2 separate regions of the Homo sapiens genome follow, and region 2 is linked to region 1. A link is a contact called in ENCODE Hi-C or POLR2A ChIA-PET data. All regions are on one chromosome and are shown on one strand. Each heading gives the region's core, a stretch centred on a gene start or an enhancer-like site at or near the end of the contact. The rest is flanking DNA. Distances are from core to core; before and after follow the strand shown. Region 1 has its middle 110 kb from the start of GAP43. Region 2 has its middle 130 kb from the start of ZBTB20.

The links. Hi-C counts contacts between places; a loop is a spot of excess contacts on that map. ChIA-PET counts read pairs that join two places held with the same protein, here RNA polymerase II (POLR2A).
Region 2: a loop to region 1 is called in a map of ascending aorta, with 2.3 times the contacts of the local background. The contact joins two enhancer-like sites. A Hi-C loop is called at or near these places in 1 of 168 maps with a recorded cell type or tissue (ascending aorta). POLR2A ChIA-PET finds 5 or more read pairs at or near these places in 2 of 52 experiments (H1 and WTC11).

Annotation. Positions count from the first base shown.
Region 1 is chr3:115,511,214-115,515,196 of GRCh38, forward strand. No RefSeq gene overlaps it. Among named protein-coding and RNA genes, the nearest start is that of GAP43, 110 kb to the right of the region's middle. Within about 2 kb of position 1,463, at least 9 of the 41 ENCODE cell types and tissues checked have a DNase peak (open chromatin) inside an H3K27ac peak, as active enhancers do.
Region 2 is chr3:115,278,477-115,282,668 of GRCh38, forward strand. It overlaps the pseudogene EIF4E2P2. Among named protein-coding and RNA genes, the nearest start is that of ZBTB20, 130 kb to the left of the region's middle. Within about 2 kb of position 2,300, at least 2 of the 41 ENCODE cell types and tissues checked have a DNase peak (open chromatin) inside an H3K27ac peak, as active enhancers do.

The DNA.
Region 1 (3,983 bases), core at 213-2,712:
AGATGGAGAGATTATCCTTGGATTATCCAGGTGTGCCCTGTGTAATCACAAAGATCCTTTAAAGAAGGAGGCTGGAGGGTCAGGACCAGAGAAGGAAATGTGACAACAGAGGCTGGAGGGATGCTATTGCTGGTTTTGAAGAAGAAAGGGTGCTGTGAGCCAAGAAATGCCAGCAGCTCCCAAGAGCCAGAAAAGGCAAGAAACTGATTCTTATCTTAGAGCATCCAAAAGGAACACAGCACTGCAGACACCTTGGTTTTAGACCAGTGAGACTTCTGACATCCTTTCAGAACTGTGAGATAAAGATAAATTTGTGTTGTTTTCAGCCAAAAACTTTGTGATAATTTACTATAGCACCAACAGGAAACTAGTACAAGAATCTTTAATATGTGAAGCAAAAAAACTGTAAGGGACAGCAAGTAATATCTTTTCTCTACCCATCAAAGGGTCACAGCTGACACTCCTATAACGAAGACAGATTAACAAGAGAAAAGCATAACAAATTTATTTAACCAAAGTTTTATGTGGCATGGCAGGCATCATAAATGAAGACCCAAAGACCCCAGGGAAAACTGGGTATTTTTATGGACAGCCATACAGAAGTGTGATTGGAGAACAAAAACCTATGTTCTAGTGGTAATAAAATGGGGGGAATTCAGCAAGTCCTGTTTATTCAAATTCTTCTTTGCTTCCAGGAATAGGGCAAGACCCCTCTTCTGGAATGGGGCCTTATGATGTACTTTCAGAAGAATTTTTTTATGACCATGCTTGAGAGGAGAAAGATGGGAGAAGGTCAGAGGAGTGACCGCCAAAGAAGAATGAGGATGAGAAGGGAAAATAAAGACTCTCTTACTCTGGAGGTGCAGAGTTTTCTTCAAGACATTAGGTGTAAGGCTATGGACAGAATAACTATAAACCACCGTCTCATGCGCATCCTTGTCTATGAAATGGGGTTCATAACGCCACCTTCGTGAGGATAAAATGAGGTAACATGTAAAATGGCTAGGAAAAAAAGACGAGTGCAAAGGTGTGGTTCTCTTGCCCGTTTTAAGTGCTTTCAGGAAGAATGTTTTGCTGCATGCAGTCCAGGGCGTGGCAGCTGCTTCGTTGCAACTAAACACTGGAAACTGGCTCCCCCAAATAATCTCCACATTAAGCTGAGATCTGTTGAGTACATGAAAAATTGAGAGGAGGAAGACCCTGACCCTGGGGTGTCTTGGACTACTTCTCCTCTGAATGTTCCTAGGCTAAAACCAAACATTTTTAATAGATAATCTGTTCCCTTAGCCCCTTCTGTTTCTACCTCGTCGCGTGCCCTCTCTGCCTAAACGCTCTCTCCTCCTCCCCAGGTTCATATTAATAAGGAGAAGGTCTCCCCGCAGCTCCTCTGGACCGAGCCACACCTCTGCCTGGGAATCCTGGGCTGGGGCTGCAGAAGCCCGCTGCGCGCCTCCTGGTTTCTATGGAGACCCTGCTTGATGTCAATGGCGGCTCCGGAGCGCAGGGAAACCTAAGCGTTTGTATTTAAATGAGGGAAAGTGGGGGAAGGGGAAGTAAAAGAGGAAGGGAACAGAAGAGAGGATGGTAGAGGTGAGCGGGCGGGTGTTGAACTCTGGGGACTAGAAAAATCCAGCTGCGTTACTCAGTCATCTCATGCTCGCGGAGAAATCAGAGGAAGCAGCAGCGGGCAGAGGGGTGTTTATTTCTTGCGTGAGAAATATCCGACTTCTTTCTGACATCCGGGAGTAAGGGACAGGCAACTAGGAATCCCTTTTCATGTGGCTGGCCCCTGGCTGATAGTGCTGCTCGATTTCATTTCCAAGAAGAAAGGGAGAGTTCTCTCTTTGCCCAGAGACTCAAGTCTTAAAGATTCATTGCTGCTATGGGAGGGGCCACGCCTCTATCTTTCACTCTCGACCCTTTCCCCTGCAGCATAACTAAATAGAAGCTCTGGAAAGACGGATTCGAAAAGTTCTGGGGTCTGGATTAACTGCTGTTTATTGGCTGACACCCTAGCAAGAGGCTGGGGGAGGAGTAGGAGGAGGTTGGGCAGAATGTATGCTATGATTGAATTGCACGAGGGTTCAGATGACGTCAGCTTGAATAAAGGTCTGACCTAGTGAATGTTAAATGTGGCTGAGTGACTGAATCCTTGGAAGGGATCGATGGCAGAAACCTCCATGAAAGGACCATGCCACTTCTTTAAAATATTAAGCATGTGATTCTGCTGATCTCCCCTGCAACTCCCAGAGCGCTGGTGGAATCTTAGCTTTCTGCTATAATCACTTGAACATTACTTACTGCCCTAGATAACTGCGGGTCACGTGGAGTTTGCACCAAAAAAGGAAGTCTTTGAAAAAAAGAAAAAGCCATTAATCAAAGTGCCTGCTAATCTTACAAAGTGAAAGCAATTCAATTTAATAAACACTTTCAGAGGACTACTTCGAGCCAAGTGTATGCAAAATGAGTGAGATGTTCTTTGCCTTCAAGGTGCATACATTCTGGCTGGGGAGGCGGATATGTTCACAAATGACTCATGGTGCCTGGCAGCAGGTAATATATACCATGGGAACTCCAAGGAAGGTGAAATTAATTAGATACAAGGAGGAGGGGAAAGCAGTTTATATTAGTTGCCTCTGAGGTCTAGACTTTTATAATAGATGCAGAGGAGAGAAGCGCAGGGAAAAGTTCTGCAGGGGTAGAATAGAAAAAGTTTAACCCAAATGCCTATTCCATATAAAATTCCAGTTCTGTAAAATTGTCAAGTGACAGAGCAAGCTAATTTTCCTATTTTTTCCCTCTCTGATGACGTATTGCTATTGCTGCAACTTATAGGAAACTCTGGCTTGGCTTCTATTCCATTTTTACCACTTGCCTAACCCATTTTATTTTGATATTAGAGGTTCAAGCTTTAATGGTTTCATTTAAAAATAAACCCAGAAGGTAGAATTGTGAGAAAGAACGCTTTAAAATGTATTTGGGTTTAGGCTGAGTGAGAACCATAGGCATATGAAGGGCATTGAGATTATTTTGTAGTTGAGACAGGGCTGAAATAAAGAAGGTATTTGTGCCATTTGGGGCTCATTTTCAGAGTCATGGCACATAGGAATTAAGAGATGATTGGCAGCTCCATCACAAATGTTGGAGAAATTTTTGAAATATGTAACACTTATGGTCTGAACTTAGTGCGTGTTGCTCGGTCATGAACTATCAAGTTTTCATTAGAAAATTAGGAGATATTCAGGAATACATTAAAGGACACAGAAGCCAAAGGCTAAGTCTTGGCCTTTGGATGGAAGATATCAGGCAGAAATGAAATTAAAGGAGGGCAATTATTTCTAGAAAGGACAGGAAAAAGAAGCCACATGTGCTCAAACTAGTCATAGTTTCTGTGTCATTGAGATATTAGTTACGAAGGGCTTGTTTTCAAGGCCCTACTCTCAGTTGGCTGAGGAATATAGGTATAATAAAAAACATCTTCCCAGAGTTTTGGCAATGAAGCAGAATATTAGCAATTTTTAATGAAAAAGGGCAGAAAGCCAAGAGTCAAATTATTTTATTTTTATTGTTTCATTCTTCTCACATGGTTCACTGCAGAATCTTTGGACTCCTAATTTACTTTCTTTAATGCCATTCTGCCAAGTTTCTGGATAACTGAATATAATCCTCTAGCTTCTTTACTTCAAATAAACACCCATAGACATGTGGACACCTCAGTCATCTGAACACAGTCAAATGTATTTGCATGGTACATTTTTGTAATGATAGTCAATATGGCATGGCAATTCCTAGAAATGAGTTTAGTAATTTGAGGAGTGACCACTTGACATCACTAATAGCTTAAAGAAGAGACAGAAGGGATAAAATAAACACATAAAAAAGAAATTGAGTCATAAATAGTAGAAAAGATGGAGGGGGAAAAACAAGTAGTGAAACAAGACATTAAGGGGAAAAAAAGATATAGAACAGGACGTCTTAAGCCC
Region 2 (4,192 bases), core at 1,050-3,549, 230 kb before region 1:
GATCTCATTTGTCCACTTTTGCATTGGTTGCCTGTGATCGTAGGGTATTACTCAAGAAATTTTTGCCCACTCCAATGTCCTAGAGAGTTTCCCCAGTGTTTACTTTTAGTAGTTTAGTAGTCTGAGGTCTTAGATTTAAGTCTCTATAACATTCTGATTTGATTTTTGTATATAGCAAGAGATAAGTGTCCGGTTTCATTCTTTTGGTAAAGGCTTTTATTTAATTAATAAATGAGAAAACCAGTAAGATGTGACAACTAGTTCCCAAAATGATTTAAACACCACACATGTGGGTAATAAGAAGTAAGTTTACAAACACATGCAAAACTGGTCAATATCATTAGGCAAAATTTCACCAGAAATAAAAATCATTTGCTTTTCTATGGACAAGAGTCATTTGCATTACTTACAGAGTTGTAAAACACCTTAAAGACAATAAAAGGTGCAGGCTTCTCTGAATGAAATAAATGGAAAGAAGTGCTTTACAGAATGGCAGGTAATCTATTTTTGTCCATTTCAATATCCTTTTCAGTTTTTCTGACATAAATATTGGAGTCCTTTGTCTCAAACAGAAGGTTCTATGGAATCTCAATTTATAGCCCATAGGAAAAGCAGAAATGAGGCAGTGGCCGCAGTAGTGGCAAGAGGATGAACAACAAATTTGATGCTTTGAAAGATGACAACAATAGGGACCATGATCAGAATGAAGAAAGCAGCACACAGAAAGATACTGAGAAAGAAAAAACACAATGGGACAAGAATAAGAGCAGTAACAAGAGGAAGGCTGTTGTCCCTGGACAGGCAGAGCATCCCCTGCAGTACAACTACACTTTCTGGTACTCCAGGAGAACCCCTGTCTGTCCCACCAGCTCACAGAGTTATGAACAGAATATCAAACAGATTGGCACCTTTGCCTCTGTGGAGCAGTTCTGGAGGTTTTATAGCCACATGGTATGTCCAAAGGATCTGACAGGCCACAGTGACTTCGATCTCTTCAAAAAGGAATTAAACCCATGTGGGAGGATAATGCAAATAAAAATGGTGACAAGAGGATTATTTGGCTGCGGAAGGGCTTGATCTCCCATTGCTGGGAGAATCTCATTTTGGCCATGTTGGGGGAAAAGTTCATGGTTGGGGAGGAGATCTGTGGGGCTGTGGTCTCTCTTCACTGTCAAGAGGACATTATTTCAATATGGAAAAGACTGCCAGTGACCAAGCAACCACAACGTGAATCTGGGATACACTTTGGCGAGTGCTTAACCTATCTCCCAACACCATTATGAAATACAAAACTCACACCGACAGCATCAAAACGCCAGGCAGCCTGGGCTCCCAAAGGCTCCTTTATCAAAACCTCTGGAAGCTGCGGTTGAATGTGCCATGACCCTCTCCATCTCTGGATGGCACTATCCTTGAAGCTGGTGTCATTAGAGTCTCTTGTTCTGTTGGTATGCTACCTGGAAGATCCTTCTATCCTGGACAAGATAATTAAAAGAGCATTTTATGTTTTAAGAACAGGCTGACACACAGCAGCTACAGCAACAGCTGAGATTGCTCAATAAATGGTGCTAAATTTAAAAAAAAAAAAGAGAGAAGAAATGCAGAGTCACTTTGGTTGAAATGAATATAGAGGCTTCTGACTAAGCTTTCTTGGACTCCAGAGTTTTGGGGATCTGTATAAATCACATTTAGGAAACCACTAGATGATTTCTACAACTACTGATTGGCCTTACTGATTAAACTTGGTGCCTCAACTTTCCTTTAGTTGTTCCCACACCAAAACATTGTCCACATATTTCTACCCACTCCCTACTCCCTGCCGCCCACATGGATGCTCTGCTTTATCAAGAAACCAAGACATCCCTTTCAGAAGACTTTTTCATCCTTACAAATTTTAAATTCCCACAGTATTTGACTGTAGAACTTTCTGGCTCTAAATTCCATAGAGTAACTGAAGTTACTTGAAAATATACTTCCTATTTGACAAAACCTGCAACTAAGGGGCCTTAGAGTAATCTTGAAAAAAAATTACAAATATGTCAGCTAGGTTTTTGTATGATACTGTCTTTATCTTTAATGTGTTCTGTTTATTTTCTTAATTTTGAAAACCAAGGCCGTATTTTTAGATGCCTCTGGGCACATGTACCAAAATATCTCTGTAAATTCTGCACTCATGTTTCCCTGTTTTTTTTTTAAATGTCTGTTTCTTGTGAAAGCCTGTAAAGACTGTGAAGAACTTCCTTCACAAACAGGGTGCTGTTTCCTCACTACCCATTCTGGCCTAAAATCTCCCCATGCGGTCCTGCTGTGTACTTTGCAGTACTCTGGCTTCAGTCCTAGTCCTATACAGGAAATGTGTGAAATCCTTGCCTCAGTGGCAATATGAGTTCATTTCTTAGAAGCTAAGCCCCGTGCCAGTAATTCCCATTTATGATCCAGTGTCTTATTGTCCCATCTCCTTAGAGTGGGATTCAGATTCTTAAAGTATTTCCTGATTCTTACTACTTGTTCTTGCCACTGGACCCTCCACTGTCTTGAACTATATCAACTGTCCAGCTGATCTCCTAAACTTGATCCTTTCCCTGCCTGAACCCAGGATGCTTTCACAATTGCTTTTTCTTACCTTATCTAAGAACATCTCTATTTTTTCTACTGCAGTCTCATTTTGATGAGTCTTTCCTGTTCTACCCTATCCTTTTCCTGCCCCAAACCTAATTTGACCTCCTTTCCACACAGGGTTTTAAGAGATCAAGATACTGATGCAAATTTCAACATTAGCTTGCAAAATCTCAAAGGTTGCTTTTCTTATCCTGAAACTACCATCCTCCTTTCCCTGTTCCAAAGTCCTTCACAGTGATATGGGGTATTTTAATAAAAAAACAATATTTTCTTAAGCAGCATTAAATGAAATCCCACTTTCAGTACTACTGGTTCTTCTGTTTGCAAAGTTCTCTGTTCTGGTTTCCTTTCCTAAACCCTTTCTTTTGACTACTGCAAAAGTATAGACCAAAGAGGCAACCTAATAAAACAGCTAAGACAAGACTACTAGCTATTTTGCTAAATGTTTTCAAAATCTGATTTATTCTGCACAATATCCCTCTGAAAGAGATACTATTATTATCCACATTTTATAGGTGAGGAAACTCTGAATAAGTTGCCAAGGTCACCCAGCTAATACTTTTGAAACCAGGACTCAAATTTGAACCTTTCTGAATCCAAACCTCACTAAGCTCTATATCATCTCTGACATCAATCTACTACCAAATAGATGGTGACCTTGACTTACTTGCATTTTGAAAACACTTATATTCATTAGTGGTAGAAATATTTATAGACAAATCACTAACCAGAAGGAAATCTGAGAAAAAGAGAAGCATCAGAAAATAGTGTCAAGGGCACCAGTAAGTAGATAAGAGGCTAAGGTTTTAGTTTCAGTTCTTGGGCCAAAAGCTCTCAGGGCTTCTGTTATTTTATTTGTAAAATTAAACCGTTGACTAGATAGGTTCTTAGGATTTGTCTAAAAAATACAAGTATTTGCTTCCTGAGGGGACTAAAAAATTCAGACAGTGTGATCAGTCTCTGCAATTCAATGAGAGCTATAACAGCACTGTACATGAGTTAGGCTAGTAAGTAGAGGTTAATAATTCAAGTCCGTCCAGCTCACTTGTTTGTCCTGTCCTCTCGCTGTGTCAGGGCACCTGCTAAGGGAGTTAACTGAGAACCAGGCAAATGTGGGCAGCAGTGTTACTTCCTAGGACTAATATCACCAAAGTGGCAGATGAAATCATCCACTGAAGAGTCAAATGCATTCCAATCTCTCAGCATGGAAGAGTTGATTCAACCCAAACACACTGGGTTGGGCTCCTGTGGAAAAACAGGAGGTTAAGAGAAGTATCCATAGAAGCTGCTATATTTAAATGAAAGCATAAAAGTGCAAGATGGAAATCTGGAAAACATGTTGTAAAGATTCCTTGGAACACAGCTTGAAGGAAGAGCCCTGGCTGGATATTGTTGAGCAACAAGAGCAGCAGACAGACCATGATATGCAGTAATCAAGAATGAGGATGTCAAGACATCTGTTATTTTGTCTGCTTGGCTCTCCTTCCTTTTAGAATTTGCTTCTCTACTGCACCAAGTGATTCTGATGTGGCCGTCCCTCCTGCCACTGGTGTGGGCAAAAGACTCAAGATGG